Regions from separate parts of the Mus musculus genome. Here region 2 is linked to region 1. The links are chromatin loops, found by intact Hi-C in ENCODE. Cell type or tissue: heart. All regions are shown on one strand. Links, peaks and the distances in the headings refer to the core of each region. The heading gives the core; the rest is flanking DNA.

Region 1 (9,956 bases), core at 913-8,912:
CCTCTGTCTACCTAGTTTCAAGATTTAAAAGGCATGCACCATCAAAGTTAGCTCAAGTTGTGTGCTCTCATCATGAATTTCCTCTTTGGTTTAAAATTTTCAAGTAATATGGACCACTTATATACTAAGGATGGTAAAAGCCTGGTTTTGAAACAGAGAGAAAGTACTGGGGGATAAAGGAGAAGTCGACATTCACAATCTGCAGTTGACTTCCTGGAATTCAGTCTCTTGCTGTCATTTGCCCGGGAATATGTGGCAATAAGTGTGAAAGAGTCTTGAAGAAAACAGGTATTGAAATTCTACTTAAGCAAATGCAATGGAACTGGATACTGCAAACATAGAGGTACATGGATTCAGACACACTTCATAGTACATTGGTGAAATGAAAAGTAGTCTAGTAGGCACTAGTGGGCCACATATCTTACATTTTTCAAACTCATAGGCACAGACCAAAAGCCTAAAGCATCTATGTAACAATGTAATATGCAGGCATTAGTCATTTTTGTTTTCCTTTTCTATTGAATATTCCTATAATAAAGAAGAATAATAAAGAATAATCTCAACCCTTGTGTCCAGAAACTGCATCACCAACACACACACACACACACACACACACACACACACACACACACAATGCTGGGCAGTGGTGGCACACGCCTTTAATCCCAGCACTCGGGAGGCAGAGGCAGGCAGATTTCTGAGTTCAAGGCCAGCCTGGTCTACAGAGTGAGTTCCAGGACAGCCAGGGATACAACAGAGAAACCCTGTCTCGAAAAGCCAAAAAGAAAAAAAAAAAAAGAAAAAGAAAAAGAAGTATTATTTATAAACATTTTAAAGGTTTAAAACTACTCCTTGTAAATTTTTTAGGTTTTAATAGATGAGGGGATGTTGTTAGAAAACAATAATTAATAGTATTAATCTGTGAAAAACTGAGAATCTCAACCCTTGTGTCCAGAAACTGCATCACCAACACACACACACACACACACACACACACACACACACACACCATGCTAGAAAGAAGAGAAAGCAACACCAACACAAAGCAAACAGGAGGCCCAAGGTGCCAATTCTGCCTTGGTGTCCTGAGACCAACAGAGTTATAAAACACACCAGCTCAGATTACAGGCTAAGCATGACAAGTCTGCCTGATACGACCCAACAAAGGCGTGTACACTGAATGAGAAATGTACACATCTGGTGCTCCCGGGGAGAGTGAATTACAGAAGCAGAGATTAACTCAGGAAGGCTGAGATGGTCCCTGCCATTTTCCATGTCCCTTCTGAAGTACAACTTGGAAGCATTTCTTACATGACTTACTTATGACTGCATTCAACTAAAATAAGCTCATATTGTTTCGTGGTTTTTTATTTCAAGGTGAATAGAAAAAGAAGCAAGAAAGACTGGCTGCTAAAGGGGTCAAATTTATATATTTTCAGGTAAACCAGGAGATGCTAGAACACCTTCTATTCCTCAGAAGACCATTTTGGCCGATCACAATAGCTTTCTCTCCGGCTAGTGTAGATGACACACTTTTCCTGTGGCTTGCCTTCCTGTAATATGCAGGAATTCCGGCACTCTCTTGGACCCTTCCTGTTAACTTACATTTCAGATTTCCTCAAAAGGCACACTACTGCTTTAATATTTGAAAAAGAAAAAAAAAAAATGTCAGCTCAACCCCAGACAGCTAACACAAACAAACTGAGAAACATACCACCTAAACTTACAACTGTGGAAAGCAGAATCTCTTTTTAAGAAAATTCTTTCTTGGAATCTCACTGTTGGTAAAAGGCTGAGGAGAAGCAGCCCAGTCGTTCCAGCTCCTGGGCAGTCTGTAATTCTTTGCCTCTGCTATGCCTTAAATTAGAGGTCTGTAAAACTGAATTACAGTGATCTGAAAAGTTCGTAAAGGTTCGTGAATTGAACATGCTGTTAAATTCTTCATACTGTGAGACTGTACCCACCTCTCTCCGTTCCTCCCATTTCATCTGGCTAGAGTATTAGAAAGAAGTCTGGAACTAAGTAGAAAAAAGGGGGGGGGGGTGCTTTTGGCTATTTGAAGTCAGCCTTGCTGAGCCAGGCAAAGTCCACATAAAAAAATCCAGGCCAAGACCCCTGGCCATTTCTAGAATAATTGCCCACATTTTTCCACCAATAACTTTCCATTTGGACAAACAAACCCTCATGTTCATACCAGATATAGTTTGCAAGCAAGGTCTGGTAGAAGAAGTTCATCTACATAAATGGAAACTAACATGAAGGACCACCCATCCTTGATTCATGATCAAGAGTGTATACATACCTCCCTGTTAGCTTCCAAAGGAAAAAGAAAAAGCAAACAAACAAACAAACAAAAAAAACAAACAAAAAAAAACATGACCTTCGGGGAAAGTGATTTATCTTACAAGTAAGACCAGAAACTATGGAGAGAGGAAGTTACTTTAGAGCCCAAGGTCCAAACTGGGTGATGGTAAGGTCAGTTGGATCTCAGTACCTATAGCCTTCCTCCTGCAGCTTCCTTACAACTCACCAAATAAAAGAATCATTATTGCCTCGAAACTGTGGTAGGCCCGTTTCTCTTCAATAGCTGGGTTTTTTTTTTAAATGTTTTTATTATAATTCTGTTTACTTATTCTGTATGTAGGGGGGTGTGCGTGGTGAACTGTGGAGGTCAAAGGACAACTTGTAGGAGTTTCTTTCCGCCATTTGGCTTTGGAGGATGGAATTAAGATAGTCGGCTTGGCAGCAGGCACCTTTACCCATGGGGCCATCTCACTGGCCCAATCTGTGTCACAGAAATGTCCTCACATTCTTACTTTCTCAAACCAGACGCTAATTCTTGGAGAAAAAGACTTCATTTTAAATATTCTCATGTACCCCCAAACTCTATGCACATAACACATACATGCAAATATGCATGTGCATGCACAAATAATTATGCATACATGTATCCAGACATAAGCATGTATTGCATACATACATATATTAAGCTGAATTGAATGCATGAGTGCATGTTTACCAAATACAAAGGAACTAGAAGTTATCTCTTTAGTGTTGCTATAGCATGGACTGACTTTTGTACTCTCTGAATTCTCTGCTCAAGAGTTTGGGTTTTCCCAAGCTAAGGAATATCCACACCTTAAAAAAAAAAAAAAAAAAAGCCAACTTCTAGGTTCATCTGCACATTTCTGAAACAGGTAAAATATTTCCTCCTCCCCTAACATTAAACACAAAACAAATAAAGAACAACCATAAACAATCTTACTTGAAATTCTGAAGAGCAATCCTTTTCTTCCCCGGATCAGATACATCGTGTTCATCCGGTAGAATTAAATGGTATCACACCTCCAAACACAGTGTGGCCAAAGCTTATTGGATACTTTAATGTCCCCAGATCTTGCTCTAGAGGTGGCCCCAGTTAACCTAGCACACCTCTTCATTTTGGGGCTTTTCTCAGATGCCATCAGATTTCTCTATGTTAAGGAAGATTGCTCTCGAAACAAGCCATTAAAGGTCTTCCAGCAGGCACCTAAGCAGCTCTGCAGTTTCTCCATGCAGGACTTTTTTTTTTTTTTTTTTTTTTTTTTAGTTCCCTCTACAGAACATCAGTAAGTTTGCAAAATACAACCTTACAAAACATTTTTTTAATTAAATTTGAAAAAGAAAAAGAAGGCAACCATAGTCCTGAACTTCTGACCAAGTCTATGCAGTTACACACTTAGAAGATTTCACTGTAGTTGCCAATGAGACAGTAAAGTCTCAGGTTTGCTCTAATGCTCACAAACACGCTCACCCCCTGAAATCCTCCCCCACACACAAAAGCATCTTCCAAATGGCCAACACATTGAGGTCTTCCCCTCTGCAAGCAACTGATACAAAGTATAAAACCTCGGAAGAGCAAGACTTTTTTTTTTAAATAATAATAATAATACACTGCTCTCCAGACTTCACCTTTACTTCCCTTAAAAAATCAAAAGTTGCCTAATGTCCACAGCGAAATCAATAAAAATGTAAGCTGAATGCTGCCACCGCAGTGGTTCCTTCCCCCCAAAGAATAGAAGATCACAGAAATTTCCTGCTAGTTTAAAGCGAGGTTTGCCTTTCATCTTCACCTCTGAGACTTTTTGAAAGTTTGGATTCCTGTTGCACACAAAATTACTGTGAATATGCGTGCATACTAAAGAAATGTACTATTATATAAAGCATTGCACATTTGGACGCTACCAACCTGCTATATCTCTCCTGACCGTGCAAAAGGCAGAAAGGCTCGGTAATCCTAGCAGAAGAATGCAAATAATGTCAATGCACAGCTCAACTGCAAGCCCTGCCTTACAGGAACTCTCTGTGTCTGCAAAAAAAGAAAAAAGAAAAGAAAAGAAAGAAAAGAAAAGGAGAAGAAAAGGAAAAGAAAAGGAAAGAAAAGGAAAAGAAAGGAAGAAAGAAAGAAAAAGACACACACTAAACAGGAAATGCAACTGAGCTGTGGCAAACCTCAAACTTAAAAATGCAATCGCCGGGCGAAAATTGCATCCATGCATTCACGAATGCATGCATAAGCCTTTGCATTTTTTGCAACTAATGCAAACAGTCTCTTACCTTTCGACTGAGACATTTTCCCCTTTCCTTTGATGGGGGAGGGGAGCACAAAAGACTTTGCCTTGCTTCTCTTCTGTAGCTAGTTTTGCAACAAAGATGCAAGCTGCAGGCGTGCAATCTTCATGCAAGTGGAGTTTCTCTTGACCGATGCAGCAGATGGACTTTCAGGGAGTCAAGGTGGAATTGCACACCTTGCAAAACAGTCTAGAAAGTGATTTTTCCCCCAGTTGCAACGTTAGGGAAGGCTGTGCTGCAGCTACATGATGGGCCAGGGCTGGCAGCTAAAAGCTCCAAACTTGGAACTGAGTATCTTAGTGCGCAGACGTCCTTCCTGCGAAAGGCGCGAGGCCTGCTGGGTAGTGTAGTTCTCCTGTAGAGTCCACGCGTCTCTGATTTAAGGAAACGTGCTCCTGTAGGTGGCTGAGCTAGATGACTGACTAAGCGCGACAGAGATCTCAGATAAACATCGCACGTACACTCTTTAGTAAGGGAAGGGTGACAAACAGCGCGGTCCATGATAGGAGGCTTTTTCTGTTCTAGAAAAACCCCTGAATCAACAGCTTAGAGAGCACAGGGGTAGCGAAGACGCTTTTGGCACCCCTAGACTAAGGTCTAATTGGGGGTTCAATGTGGCTTTTTTTTTTTTAAACCGGCTCAGTATCTGTGAACTGCTCTGTCTGTAGACCGTTCACCCTGACATCTCATTTCACAACAAACATTTTTCTTGAATGGAGATTTTTGGGGTGATTTGACTCTTCAGACAAGATACAAAGTTTTTTTTTTTTTTTTTTTTTTTTTAATAAGAAGCGATCCAGGTCAGTTCTTTTCAAGAAAGCAGAATTTCAATGCTGGATAGGGATTAAGGAAGAGAGATTTACGAAGTTTCTCATTTCTTACACAGTTAGACAGGAAAATTTGTTTCATATATATCAAAGGCCAATTTTAATCAAAATTAAGGTATTTGATTTTTTTTTTTTCTTGCCTGAGGCAGGCGGGGATGAAGGAAAAAGTCCCTGGCCTTGAGAAGAAAGGGCGGCTGGTGGAGAACAGTAACCTTACGTGAATAAAGTCTACTATCTTGAATGTTTTTCAATACCATCAAGAGATGTTTGTTGGAAGTCCAGAGTTTGCTAGGCATCTTCCCAGGCTTTGGATTTTTCCTTTTTCCTGCAGTGCTTGAGCCTAGAGCTGGACTGTGTCTTGGTGGGGGAAAGCCTCCCGCTTCACTGGGCAGTTGGAGATGCAAACCTTCCCTGAAAGGGGTACAAATCGCAACACCCCCACCCTCACCTCCACCCCTTTCCCACCCACTTCATTTCGAGGCAGAGAGCTCGGGCTTGGCTTCCATTGCGCCTAGTAGAACACCTTCAGGAATGTTCTTTCAGAGCGAATAGGGAGGGAACGGTGGTTTCAGGCATCTGATCTATAGGCAAATCAGTGGGGGAGTAAGGGCCACCTGTCCATTCCTGGGACACTGAGAGTACCAGGTTGCCTTGTATACAAGCGTGGTGGTGGTCAGAATATACTGGGTGTGCGGGATTATTACAGGGCTTTAACAGCTTGGCCTTAACTCAGAAGCTCGAGGGTGGAGATAAATGGTTTTGAAACCGGGGAACTTAATCAAAGCATTGCTTTAAGAATGTAAATTTTCCCTTAGTGATCTAGGTGGGTTGGAACTGGGAGAGGCTAGAGATAGGTCAGGTCAATTGTGGAAAGCCACAAGAGCCACTTTGAGAGAAGATTCATGTGTGAGGGCTGCTAATGAAAATGTCTGGAATTGTATTAAGAATTCTAGGAAGCCAGGACCATCTGAGTAATGCCGGAATCAGAGAGAAAGCTACCATGTGTCCTCTCCTCCCCCCCCCCTCCGCCCCACCCTTGCCCCCTCCCCACCCCTGTCCCTGCAATGCTGGAGATTGAATCTAGGGCCTTAGGCATTCCAGGCTTGCAAGCTACCAATAAGCCACAGCCCTGGTTTGGTTTTTATTTTTTTATTTTTTCCTTTTGAGGCAGGATCTAGCTGAGTTACTCAGGTTGGCCTTTGAACCCAGTCTGTAACACAGACAGAGTCTGAATCTGTAATCCTCCTGCCTCTGCCCAATCCCACCACAAGTTAGCAAATCAGCTCTTAAAATAAAAATGCATTCAATTGGGGGAGGAAGGCATAAGTTACACCCTCTGACCTTTACTGACATTCTTTTGTTGTTGTTGTTGTCGTCGTCGTCGTCGTCGTCGTTGTTGTTGTTGTTGTTGTTTTTAATTCTTGAGATCATGCCTTGGCTGGCTGGCTTACAACTCAGTGTAGAATTTACAGTGATTCTCCTGCCTCTGTGCCCCTGAAGTGCTGGGGGTTATAGGCATTTCCCACAATTCCTGGCTTCCTTTACTGATGTTCAGGAAAATTAATCAAGGCGACTTCACATACAGAGGGGGCAGCATCTGCCTGTGAGAGAAGAGCTTTCTGTTCCATGTGTCCACTTGTAAGGACTTTCTTTTGCCTTCTCTGTCAGGTCTACTCCCTGCTATACCTTCCCACCTTCCTTCTGCATATAAGCAGGCTTAGAGCCTCCTCCTTCGTGGGCCTTTAAAGTCTCACTGAACCACCACATACATGTGTAGTGATCCATTTCAACACACCCCCATCTTCCTTCTGGAACAATGACAGGAACACCAGTTTTCCTACAGGTCCTGAGACAGCTTCATGCAGACTGGCTTAGCCTGAGCAACCACCTAGAGCTGCCTGTCCATTTGTATTGTCAGCAACTGCCGTAGCTAGCTCTTTAATGAGCCTGCTCCTATTTGTAAAGAGAGTTCCATTCTTTTGTTACAGTTATTTAGTGTGCATACAATTATTCAGTGCGCAGACGTGTGCCTGCACACACTCACACACATTTGTATACATGCCTAACATGGAGCATATGTGAAGGTCACGGGAGAGACAACTTAGCAGGAAATCGTTCTCTCCTTCCACCGTTGTGGGTCCTGGGAATCAAACTCCGGTCAGCAGACTTGATGCTAATTGCCTTTACCAGCTGAACCATCTCAGCCACCCTAGAAGACTTCTAATCTCAGCTGGTGTGGCGCATCCCTGCTGCTGCTGCGATTTGGCATGTTCTTTGTCTGAATGAGCGCACAGTCGCTACAGCCCGTAAATGGAGCGCATTCTGCAAATCAATCTGCCACTCACTCTCCACGGAGACAACGTGAGGGGCAACAGGCGCTGAGCATCTGCAGACGCACGCACGTACACAAAGCACCCTTTTACCCTAAGCCAGCCGAACCATAGACTGCGAAATGACAGAGTGGGCCGTTTGTCTTAGAGATCCTGAGTTCTGAGCGGGCTGCTGGAAGGACAGGGAATTCAAGCTCCCTGAAAAGGTTTAGAAAAGAGGTTCTTCCCTTGGTGGGAAAGAAGTCTTTCTCCTCCCTTCCCTCCATGCACGGTCAAGAAATTGTTCCCTTGCTCTGCTGGATTGAGGTAGTGTGCGAAAGCAAGAGAAAAATTCCGGTGATTTCTTCACAGGTTCACCGAAGGTTTATCTTGTTATTTTCCCGACTTCAGATCCTTCTAAAACGCAAATCTGACAAGTTCTACTTATATTCAGAGCCAGTACCCCAACTTCTTGATATAGCGCGCCATTGGCTGTTCCATGCCTGAGCCCTACAGAACTTCCTGGGTCATTTCTCACCCCAGGCTGATACCGTACCCGGGAGAAGGCAGGATTTCTGGCTCTTTTGTATGTACTTGACCCTCTACCCGAAAGACTCTTTCATTAGCTGATGGTTCTGATTTGTCCTTGACTATTCTCACTATGCTCTGCGTATCGAGGCTGTCCCTCCCAGCACCCTCTCTATGAACTGGGTGCACTTTCTAATTCTGTAATACCTCACCTGTGGGTCTTACCCAAGACTCATCTCAGGGCTGACAAGTGTTCCTTTATCTGTGTGTCTCCGCAGGTGGCTCTGATCCTAGAGATCAGAGATTTGTCCAATGCCCCTAATTCTCAGTGCCCAGCACAGCACTTAGCACATCTTGCGCTCCAAGACCTTCTGCAGTCCGACATGAAGTAGAGGGGGTAAGGACCTGTAACCTTGGCGAGCCTGGAATAACTAGATTCCAACAATAGAGCTAACACCTCAGGGGAACCCAGAACACCTGGGAAAACACCCATTCTGTCAGACTGAGAGTGTGACATTCTTGGAAGGAGGCCCTTGGGTTAGGTCATACTGGTTTCTGAAGCTGTTATTATGAAGTTACAGGTTGGTGAGGGAGGAGGTAGCATAAGTGTCAGGAATAATCCGGAGGTCAAGGAAGGTACCTGCTATCACTTAGTGTCAAGAGCTGTTTGTCAGTTTTGCCTCCTGGGGAGGTTTGGCAATGCCTGCCTTATTGTAATATGGAAGATTGGGAGAGGCTGGCATATACTAGACAGGACAAAGGAATGCAATCAGCATGCCACAATACACAGGAAGTCCCACCCTCAGCAAAGAGCTATCTGGTTCAAATGCCTGTGTCGAGTATGGGGAATGTGGTTGCATAGCATGTGATTTCAGTTCTCCCTGTAAGTTAACTAAAACCAATGAGTTTTGGTAAGATGCAGTTATTTGGATGTGAGAGATTTAGATTCTAATCCTGGCCGTAGACATGAGTTGTGTCTGCTGAAGCAGATCCTTTCACCTTTATGTGATTCTTTGGTTCCCACTGTAAATCATGGAGGGTCAGCCTCTGTCACTTTCAGCTTTTCATGGCTCCCAACCCAGCTCACCTGTCTGCTGAAGCCACTAAAGATTTCAGAACAACATTTTTTTTTAATTAGCTAAACGTCTTTCTATTTGGCAACTAGAAGGGTTCCTGATCTCTTGTTTGGCAAGACAGGGAATAGCCATCCTAACGACACATCTTAAGAGACGAGACAAGAAACGCTCCTATGACATTTTGCAAACTGACCTCCCAGGGAGCAGTCCGGATCTGAGCAGTTCCACTTTAGCAGAAGTGTCTGGTAGATATCAGGAGCAAGGGAGAGGACAGTGGTGACATTAAAGCTGTGAGTAGAGAGGGATCAAAGGTGAAGTGTGATAGGGAGAAGCCCGAGGGGAACTCATTTAGATGGTCGCTTGACTGTGGACAGAATTTTTTAAGGCTTTTTACAAATTTTTGTGCATCTGTGTTTGTCTATGTGTGGGTAAGTATCCACCAATATGGGTACCTGTGAAGGCCCGAAGATGGTGTCTGGTCCCCAGAAACTGGAGTTACAAGTGATTGTGAGCCAACTAACGTGGATACCAAGAGCAGAACTTGGGTCTTTTGGAAGAGCAGCCTTCTTAACCATTGAGCTATCTCTCCTTCCCCTTGTAATTTT
Region 2 (9,956 bases), core at 1,367-9,366, 49 kb before region 1:
GAGAGTGTCTGTACAACATACGTCTGTGCAGAGCTTGTCTGTGCATAGTGTGTCTATGCAGAGTGTGTCTGTGCACAGTGGGTCTGTGCTCAGTGAGTCTGTGCACAGTGTGTCTGTGCTCAGTGTGTCTGTGCTCAGTGTGTCTGTGTACAATGTGTCTGTGCCCAGTGTGTCTGTGCATAGTGTGTCTGTCCATAGTGTGTCTGTGCACAGTGTGTCTGTGCTCAGTGGGTCTGTGCACAGTGTGCCTGTGTACAGTGGGTCTGTGCCCAGTGTGTCTGTGCAGATGCTCTGATGGATAAGTCTTGTGGAAGAACAAGCAGTGATTCGTTGACTATCTTATTCTCAGTCCTGAAAGAGAATGCTTGGCCCATGGGTGGATGCCATGTTCCTTCAGTTGGCAAGACTGGAGGTCAAAATGGAGGACAAGACTGGCCAATGGAAAAGAGATTGAGAGACTCTGGCAAAGATCAAATAGAGACAAGAAAGGAACCTAAACTTAGTAACAGCAGAGATTGGGAGAGACAACATCAAGTTCTTCAGAAAAAGTCTTTCTAAGGAAACTCAGAAAACAACATCACAAGATAGGCAAATCTGTCGAAGTGGAGAATGACAATTCAGACAGAAGCAGGGTGAGCCAGAGGGACCAAGCAGCTGGAGAGACACAGCAAACCAGTCTCCAACTCTGGCTCTAAGCTTCAATGAAAAGGTTTAACACACTGAGAAAAGTTTGGAGTCTGCTATCACTATTTATTTTGATACAAACGCACATGTTAACGTTTTTAGAGTACAGAGCTTCCAGGATATTCAGATTGCCTGCTCAAAACACCTAAATCTAAATCTATTGTCCAATAGTCAACACAGCAGGCATAACCCTGCTCTTCGAGTGCAGATCAATACACAATGGAAGGAAGCCCACCACAATGGCACAGCGAGCTCCACGGAGCTCACAATTCTCCCACTCTCCCCTCCAGGTTATGCCAATCCTTCCTGGATCCAGACAGCTCACTTCCTAACAAACACAAGTCCATGAGCTCCTCATGGCTGGGATCCTCACAGCTGACCGATCGGTTTTAAGCGTTAGCTGCAATACCCACTCGGGATTTCTCCCTGGAAAGTATCAAAACAACACAGACTAGCATTGCCAAGCCTCTTCCTGACAATATATACCAGAGATGGAAACAAATCTCATATTTCTCCCCTTCTTGTCTAGTGTGTAGATAGGAAGATTTAACTGTCTGAGCAGCATTTAAATGAGCCAGAAAGGCAGGAAGGGACAGCACTTTGAGTTATCTACTTTTATTAGAATCCATGAAAATACCACCATGTGTGTCCCTGCTGTGTTTAGAATATCGCACAGCAGAGCCCACCTTCCTAAGTAGGTGGTGCATCAGAGTTCAACCGCTAATCGGAAGGTTTAAAACTAAATGTTTTCACATAGACACACAGTCCAATAGAGTCTCGTCCCAGTTAGCTTCCTGTCGCTGTGTTAAACATCATGACCAATGGAAACCTGGGGTGTATAGGCCGACAACAAGCGGGGTCAAGACAGGAGCTCAAGGCAGGAACCTTGCAATGGGGACTGAAGCAGACACTGTGAAAAAGACAGTTTATTGGCTTGCGCATCAGGTACCTTTGATGGCCCTCTCAGGACCAACTGCCCATGGCTGGGTGGCACCTCTCACAGGGGGCCGGAAGCTGCCACATTAGTCATTCAACAGGAAAATGCCCTCCTCAGACTTGCCAATCCGATGGAGGCATTTTCTCAACTGAAGTTCCTTCTTTCCAAACAATCCTAGTTCGTGTCAAGTTGACCAAAAAACAATAAAACACTAGCCCGTATGTTACATGCCCCGTCCCAGCCCACGTGTGTGGAAGGAACAGGGGCCTGGGAGACAGTGAACTATGACAACTGTGATAAAAGCCTAGTTTGTGAGCTAGGAAGCGAGCTCAGTGGGTGGAGTGTTTGCTATGTAAATATGACCTGAGTTCAGACACTCACCATCCATGGAAAGAGCCAGGAACCACATCTCTAACCTCAACACCCAGGAGATGGAGACAGGAAGGCACCTAGCAGTCAGGCTAGCCAGATCAGTGAGATCCGTGTTAGGGAGAGACTCTGATTCAAAAACTAAGGTAGAGGTCATGACATCAACCTCTGACCTTCACATATGCACACATGGATGCACACACATGTTTGCGAGTGTGCGCATGCAGCTTTATGATTGAGGTGATTATTTCATTAGCTCAGCAGTGATGCTGATGCAGACAGGAAAAAGCAGCCTTCCTACAGGAAGATGACCCTGTCAGTCTCACATATGCAGGCCATAAGCTAATTCACTCCACACAGCTAACCTCTAGAACATCCATCCATCATCCATGCATTTGGGGACTCAACCACTCAACAAACATAATCATGAGCTCTGTAGAAGCCTTGAAAACACTAGGCAAAACATTTCCTTTCTCTGGAAGTAATAACGACGTAATCTCACAAAAATATACATAAAATATATATAAAGTGAGAAATAAGCCAAGATGAAAGGCTTATAATGGAAGGCTCTATTCCTAATACCCAGGCAATAACTCATTCGAGCTTCGTGAAAATTATACGATCAACTACCACTAGATGTAGTTTATGGAGGAGGAAATGGAGACAAAAAGAATCTCTCTGAGAGGGAGATGTTCTAGAATCGGGTAATGGGTAAAAAGCCCAACTCTACATTTTACTACTAAGGAAAGTAGTCACGTGCCTCATCATCAAAACAAACACACTTTTGTAAAGGAAAGATGATATAAAAAATTGCATTGGTTACATGGCATTTAAATATTTAGCAGTCAACAGGATGGGGGAACCTATAGAGTTCAAATGTTTTCAGAGTTACTCTAAAAATAAATTTTTAATAGATGCACTAAGATATAATTTGCAGGGAACACACATCTCTGAGTGCTTAAAAGTAAAGATGCGGGGGGGAGGGGGGGAACTTCCTGTCAGTTATCAGCAGAACATTATAAAATAACACAAGCTGAATAATTTTTCTTGGCACCCGTTCACATCCTTTAAGTCACTCTAAAGCCTCTAAACACCGAGCCTCACAGAGCTCCTCTTGGAACTCAGCCCAAACAGCTGGTGCAACTGGCCGTCTCGGGGGCCCGCTGTGTGTCTCCAGGAGCTGCGATGACAAATATTGCTCCCTAAGATGTGGATGGCTCAGCCAACCTTGACCACACAGATTTAATCAGCCAGCAGGCACCCCATACGCTGCTGGTTGGTGGAAAGCAAGAAAAAGTCTGGCGGGTCCTTGCCTACTTCTTTGTGGATGTGTCCACACACTGAAGAGAAATTCTGTTCGCTGAACTTTGGGTCGTACCCACACGGGATGCTTGGCGTCCACAGTGGAATTCCCCATGACCCTGCTGCTATTAATGTAACTGGCTCCGTGGGAAGGGCCCTAGCAATGCAAACCGGAGGAGCTCAGCTCAGATCTCTAGCATCCATAAAACAGTCAGGTGTGATCATGATCAGGCATATATTACCCCAGCACCATGTGGGGTGGAGGCAGGAGGATTGCTGTGGGTTAGTGGCTATCAGCCTTGTTCTGTGTTCAATGGAGACACTGTCTCAAGAGACTAGGATAGAAAATGGTAGAGCAGGACACCAGACCTCTCTCTCTCTTCTTTCTCTCTCTGTCTCTGTATCTATCTCTATCTATCTATCTCTTTCTGTATCTCTCTCTGTCTGTCTCTCTCTCACACACACACACACAATCCGAGACAAAGAAAAGACAGAAAGGGGTGGAGGTGGGGTTAAATATCTAGGGTAAATGTAGGACATGGCACAGGAGTGTTCTAACACTGACCTAGGCAGGTCAGGATGCATGGCCATCTAACGACTAAGCTATACTTGCCTGTCAGCAACTGTAACAGGAAGCAGATGTCAAAAAACAAACACACAAACAAACAAACAAAACCAGAAACAAAACAAACAAAAACTCTATGACAAAGAAGCTTCAAACACCTATGGGAGAGATCACCTCTAGCTTGGTTAATAAAGAAAACGTTTTTGTTGATCAGCCAGTCATTATGAGAAATCTCAAACCCACAGGAGAACAATGTAACGAACCCTTCCACACCTAAGATTCCCATTAAAAACCCATCAGTCCTTGGTTGTTCTTGCTTTATGCACACCCCCCACGCACACACTTGTACTAGAGTCCTTTGAAGCAAATCCCAGACATAGCGTGATTTCATCTGCACATGTTCCAACACGCATTCCTAACTGCTAAGAAATCTTTGAAGACGCTACATATGTGATCTCAAACCCATGACTTCTTAGGGGCAGGAATGCAGCGCAGGAGGTTGGAAAGGTGGGAGGGGCTTGAGGAAAGCCGGATTGGGTGGTGGGGGTGGGGTGAAGCCTGGAATACGTGAAGAAAGACTGACCCAGAAATGAGGCCAAGGCTTAGCGCGCAGCGTCACAAATGCGGACAAAAACAAAAAACCAACAACAAACAAAAGCCATCCAGACAGGAACTGAGGCTGGATTCTCAAGTTCTTAGGAGTTCACCGGAAGAATCCACCTTTGCAAGGATCCTACAGAGAAGAGGGATAGCTAAATACAATTGCTTCAGCCCCGACGAGCACACTGCGTTCCCCCTGTCACTCCACAGGAGAACTGTGTGTGCTGGAACCCACAGAGACTAGCCAAGCCTCTCTTCACGGCCAGAACATCCTGGCCACACAGATCATCTGACCAGAGTCCTATCCCAGGGTAAGAGGAGATGCTAACTCAGTCAACTCCCTGCTGACTAAGGTAGAAGTTCTCCCAGCCTCCCTTGCCAATGCCCGCGGTGGCTGCATACAAAGTCGCCCTGCTGAAGGTTTCAGCGGGGTGCCCAGGGTCATGCATAGCGTGGCCAGGCTTGAGCTGGAGACTCGGCTTCGGGTTTACAGGTTACAATCCCCAGTGTGTGTGTGTGTGTGTGTGTGTGTGATTCATCCCAAATGTGAACTGAAACCCTCCCTCCGTTCACCTTTTTTCCAAATTGCCTCCTTTCAAATGTCTACGCATAACTTCTTGCTAAAACTGACATTGTACGCTCTGAGAAAGAGGGCAGTGTGACTGATAACAAGGAAGGAGAAGTCAGGGAAGTAGAATTTACTCTCTCTTCCTCTCCACCTTCAGTCCTCCCCCACGTACTCCTCCCAGGGGAGGGCGGGGCTTAATGTGTGATTGGTGGTTGAAATGGAACCCTGTCTCCTGTCAGGCTCCTGAAGTCCTGAAGTTTCCTCTATCAAAATGAAGGATGCAGCGGCCTCAGTTGACCCCAGTGGATAAGGAATGGCTTTGGGATGCTAACTCACAACTCTGTGGGGGAGCCTTGGAGATCACCCCAGAGGGAAGTGAAGCCCCACTGGTTTTCTCAGCAGCTGGCTTTCTCAAGCCAGCTCTCCCTAGAACAAAAACAACCCTGTCAGAAACCATAAACAGTCAGGAAAACACACAGCCAGACAAAGGGAGGCCATTCAGTGGTCCCAGCATGGTCTCCTCCACCCGTCAGGATCATTGACCCAACAGGTCAGAATCTGCTGTAAAACTTGGCAGGAAGAAATCTGGGCAGAGGGATGAGGGAACAAAGATGAGACCAAGCCTCAAGCATTATCTTTTCAATCGTTTTAAGATCTATCCTGCGGAAAGGGTGCTGTTCCAGGAGGCAAAGAAATAAGGAACTGCAAGTTAAGTCCCCTTTTAGGACTTTCCAGCCAAGTGACACGACTTAAAACCCAGCACCAGTGGGGTCTCTAAGTTTGAGGCCAGCCTAGTCTACAGAGTGATTTCCAGGAGAGCCAGTACTATACAGAGAAACCCTGGGGTGGGGGCAGCGGGGCGGGGGGGGGGGGGTGGAGGGACACTTTCCAGGCTAGGCATGAGGCTCAGTTGGTAGAACATTCGTGAACCCTGTGTAAGATTCCCCAGACACAGCTGTGATTCCCAGCTCTAGAGAGACAGAGGCAGGGGGACTGGATATCAGGGTCATCCTGGACTACTTTAAACTAAGCCTAGAGTACTTGATTCAGTCAATCAACCAGCCAACCAACCAGGTAATAGGACTCCCTTCACAACTACGGATGCAAAGGCAAAAAAGGGCGTGGACTGTTTTAAATCCATCTAAGACTCTTCTTCCTCCTACCTGTCTAAGTGGCTCTTTCATCACTATTCTACAGGTTGCCCTGACGCCTATCCAAAGTTTCTAAGTGCTCTCTCTGTCTGTCTCTGTCTCTCCCCTCTCCCTCTCCCTCTCTCTCTCTCTCTCTGTGTGTGTGTGTGTGTGTGTGTGTGTGTGTGTGTGTGTGCCCCTCATTCCATCCTAGTAAGTGTCTGACTTCAAGTGCCTCCTCTCTGCTGAATCCAAGTCTCTGGAGTTTTAGCTAAGCTTTTGCCTGAGTTTTTTATTGACGGCTCACCTTTTGAGTTATGTGTCTCCAACCCATTGACACCTTCAATGTCGTACAGACGTAGTTACCTACATCCATCCATACCGGGTATCCCTTTTGCCCACCCTCATCTCTCAACACCCCCTCACCTGTATCTGTTTATCCCGCTTCTCTGAACCTGTCCCTTCCTTGCAGTAGCTCTGCCGGCAAGTCGGCACCATGAGGATGCCTTTCAGCATTTGCTTCAATAGTGTGCCTTCTCTGACACGACCCCACTCATTCTCCACTGTATAAACTGACTTGACCACTCCATGGTATAAGAATGTTTTGTTCTGGATATGAGAAAGAAAGGGCAGCCAGAAGCATCTGGAAGAGTCCAGAGCAGAGAGAGAAAGAAGCGAGAAGAGAGAACAGAAAGAAGTAGACCTCATGAACATGGCCGGCAGACTGGGGGTGGCTGGGTGATCTGCGAATGAGCCAAGGGATGGGGAATAGAGAGGGTGTTCTGAAACCAGGAAGAGCCTAGAGAATAGCTTGATTATTAGAAGGATGAGGAGCTCAGAGGAGGGAAGCCTGGGAGCTGTATGGAGTTAGGGTAAGGGAGGGGAGAGGAGGGCTAGGATGCTATCACAGACTGAAATGTGTAACAGGTGCTTATGGTACCCAGAGAGCCTACACATGAGTTTTGATGTTCTGATAGGCACCACAGGTGACTTCTGACAGAGGTAAGAGAATTGGCTTCACTAGCTCCTGAGGAATGCTGGCTTTTCACTAGCTGCTACAAAGCCTCCCATGGTCCAGGTGGAGCTCATTTCTAGACACTTGGATTGCCTTTTGGATCTTGGAGATCAGAATTTCCTTTGGACCCGACACCTCTCACCTCATGTTGGTCACCCCCTTCCCTCCACCATTGGGACCTGAATTTTCTTCTATGTCATTAGTGATCTGTCATATTGTTGTGAAGCTATGGCTGCTCTGAGCTAAGCTGGAATCACTTTGGAGTTAAGGGACACAGTTTGTTTTATTGGACAATCACCAGAGCCCTGGAGTACAAATGAAATGTGTTTGCTGAATATGTAAAAAGACTGAAGGGGGGAGCAGGAAAGGAAAGGGGAAGCAGGGGGAAGGAAGGAAGGAAGGAAGGAAGAAGGAAGGAAGGAAGGAAGGAAGGAAGGAAGGAAGGAAGGAAGGGGAAGAGGGAAGGAAGAGAGGGGAGGGAGAGGGGAGAAGGAGAAAGAAGAGAAGGGGAGAGAGAGGAGGAGAGAGGGGAGGAAAAGAGGGGAAGGAGAGAGGGAAGGAAGACATGGGAGGGAGAGGGTTAGGAGAGATAGAGAGGGGAAGGAGAGAGAGGGGAAGAGAGAAAAGGAGAGAGGGGAGGGAGAGAAGGGGGGAAAGAGAGAGAGGTGACTGTGACTGAAGAGGTTTCTCAAAAGATATCCTAACTTCTTTTTCTACTTCCTTCAATCTAAATATTTTCCCTTTCTCAAAGCTTAAGGATTTACCTCACAGATTCTTTTCTCAATTGCATTTCATTGTTTATGTTTGGGTGTTTGGCCTGTATGTGAATCTGTGTACCACATGCAGGCCATGCCTGCAAAGGCCAGAAGAGGGGAACTCCCTGAGACTGGAGCTGGAGACAGTTGCGAGCCGCCGCCACGTGGGTGCTAGGAATCAAATCCAGGTCCCCGAGAGAAGCAGCCGGTGCTCTTAGCTGCTCTGCTACCTCCCCATCTTTCCCTTTACAGGTTTGCAAAGGAATAATTACTTATTTAGTGACCCTGGATAAAGGTACTGTGGTGGTTGGTACTGTCAACTTGGCAAAACCTAGAACTAGGAGACACATCTGGAAGGGATTATTGCTATTGGAAGACTCATCTTAATTGTGGGTATGGCCATGGCTGCAGCTGGGGATCCAGAATTGTATGAAGTGAAGACGATGAATGAGCTGGGGCACACGAGCGTGTACGTGTGCGCATGCGCGAGTGCGAGTGCGCTCATGCGCATGCGTATATTGCTCTCTGCTCTACATTGTGGATGAGATTTAACCACTGGCTTCAAGTTCTTACTGTGTTGACTTCCCCACAGGACCGACAGTTGCCTTGGACTGTGAGCCGAACAAACCCTTTCCTCCTTAAGCTGCTCTTGCCGGGGCATTTTATCACCACAACAGGAAAGGACACTAAGCTAGGTGCACCTTACAAACCAAAGGGAGATGCCAGTCTGAATCAACCACAGAACATACATGTCATAAGGAAAATCACGAATTCATCTGAGGGGATTCTGCAAGTAAAGGAATTGGGAACTAAATGATTCCCAAATGATTAATGATTAAAAAAATAATAAATTAACGATAAACAGAAAAATAAAATGGTAATAAATTCAATTTTGTGCAACATGTCTTTAATGTAAGAATGTTCAGAGACTGGCTACTTTGCTGCCTGGAGATTGGCAAACAAAGACAGAGTAAAGTCCAACTCCTCCCTGGCACGGACACAACCGTTCATACTGCAGACCGGCAAAGGAGCTCAGAACCAAATACAGAGCTTTTCACGGAAGTCTGCCAGCCTCTACGGGGTTTCCCTCAAAGTGCTCCAAAGGGTCAGTGATTTTAAAAATAAGAGAGGCCCTGGGGACTTCAGAAAAAAAAGATGGGGTTTTTGTTTTATTTTGCTTTTGTTTTGTTTTTTAATTTCTAGGCTTAATTTTCCTATGTGAATAGTGTGTGTGTGTGTGTGTGTGTGTGTGTGTGTGTGTGTGTGTGCGTGCGCGCGCGCACGTGCATATATCTTTGTAGAACAGAAGAGAGTGTCAAATCCTCTGGAGTTAGAATTACAGGCAGCTGAGAACCACATGCCCTTGGTGATGAGAACAGAACACGGATCCTCTGAAAGAGCAGCTCTTAACCACTTAATCACCTGTCTAGCCCTGCAAAAGGCATTTTGGAGAAGTGCAGAGAAGCCAGACTCAAGACACTAAGACATAAGTGCCCCAAAAGAAAATCCAAACAGTCAAGACACATGATGACCTTGATCCAAAAGGGCCACACACAAAAACTGACGTTTCTAACAATGGATACAGGTGAATGAAAATGTTTCCTTTTATCCCACACTCAGACATGCTACATTTTTCTAGAGCAACTGGCAACGGGAGGGTAGGGAGCTTGCAATAAGTGGGAAGGAAAGCCAGATGAAAACTAGGGCCAGCAGGAGAACTGGGGTGTTAGAACAGCAATAGGGAGCCAACGGAGGACAGTGAATATTGTCGGCTTCATCAGAGTCAACGCAAATTTTGAACTTGGGTTTCTTTATTCTAAAGCTTTAAAGGAAATCACAGGTAACTCAAGAGCTAAGATCTGCCCTGGAACCTCAAGGTAAGGCCAGACATGGTGGGGTATGCCTTTAGTCCCAGCACTTGGGAGGCAAAGGCAAGCAGATGCTGAGTATTTAAGGCTAGCCTGGTCTATGTAGTGAGCTCCAGACCAGCCAGCACTACACAGTGAGACCCTGTGTCAGAAAGATAGATAG

The links. Hi-C counts contacts between places; a loop is a spot of excess contacts. Peaks named below come from ENCODE experiments on the same cell type or tissue, not always from the same donor. Only the 100,000 strongest peaks of a DNase experiment are listed, where the experiment ranks them.
Region 2: it touches region 1 in a loop (1.8-fold over the local background); 5 of 42 quality-filtered maps call a loop at or near these places.

What each region holds. Positions count from the first base shown.
Region 1 is chr11:110,394,066-110,404,021 of GRCm38, reverse strand. It overlaps Map2k6 (mitogen-activated protein kinase kinase 6), which reads right to left and starts at 4,920. Exons shown (of 12, transcript NM_011943.3): 1 at 4,597-4,920. The coding sequence starts at 4,612. In heart, for the core only: a CTCF peak has its summit at 5,014; a DNase peak (open chromatin) is centred at 4,931; H3K4me3 peaks cover 2,363 bases; H3K27ac peaks cover 1,234 bases; H3K27me3 peaks cover 223 bases.
Region 2 is chr11:110,443,761-110,453,716 of GRCm38, reverse strand. All of the region lies in intron 1 of Map2k6 (mitogen-activated protein kinase kinase 6), which reads right to left. Among named protein-coding and RNA genes, the nearest start is that of Gm39446, 28 kb to the left of the region's middle. In heart, for the core only: no CTCF peak of the experiment used is centred there; DNase peaks (open chromatin) are centred at 3,116, 4,726 and 5,236; H3K4me3 peaks cover 1,489 bases; H3K27ac peaks cover 785 bases; H3K27me3 peaks cover 580 bases.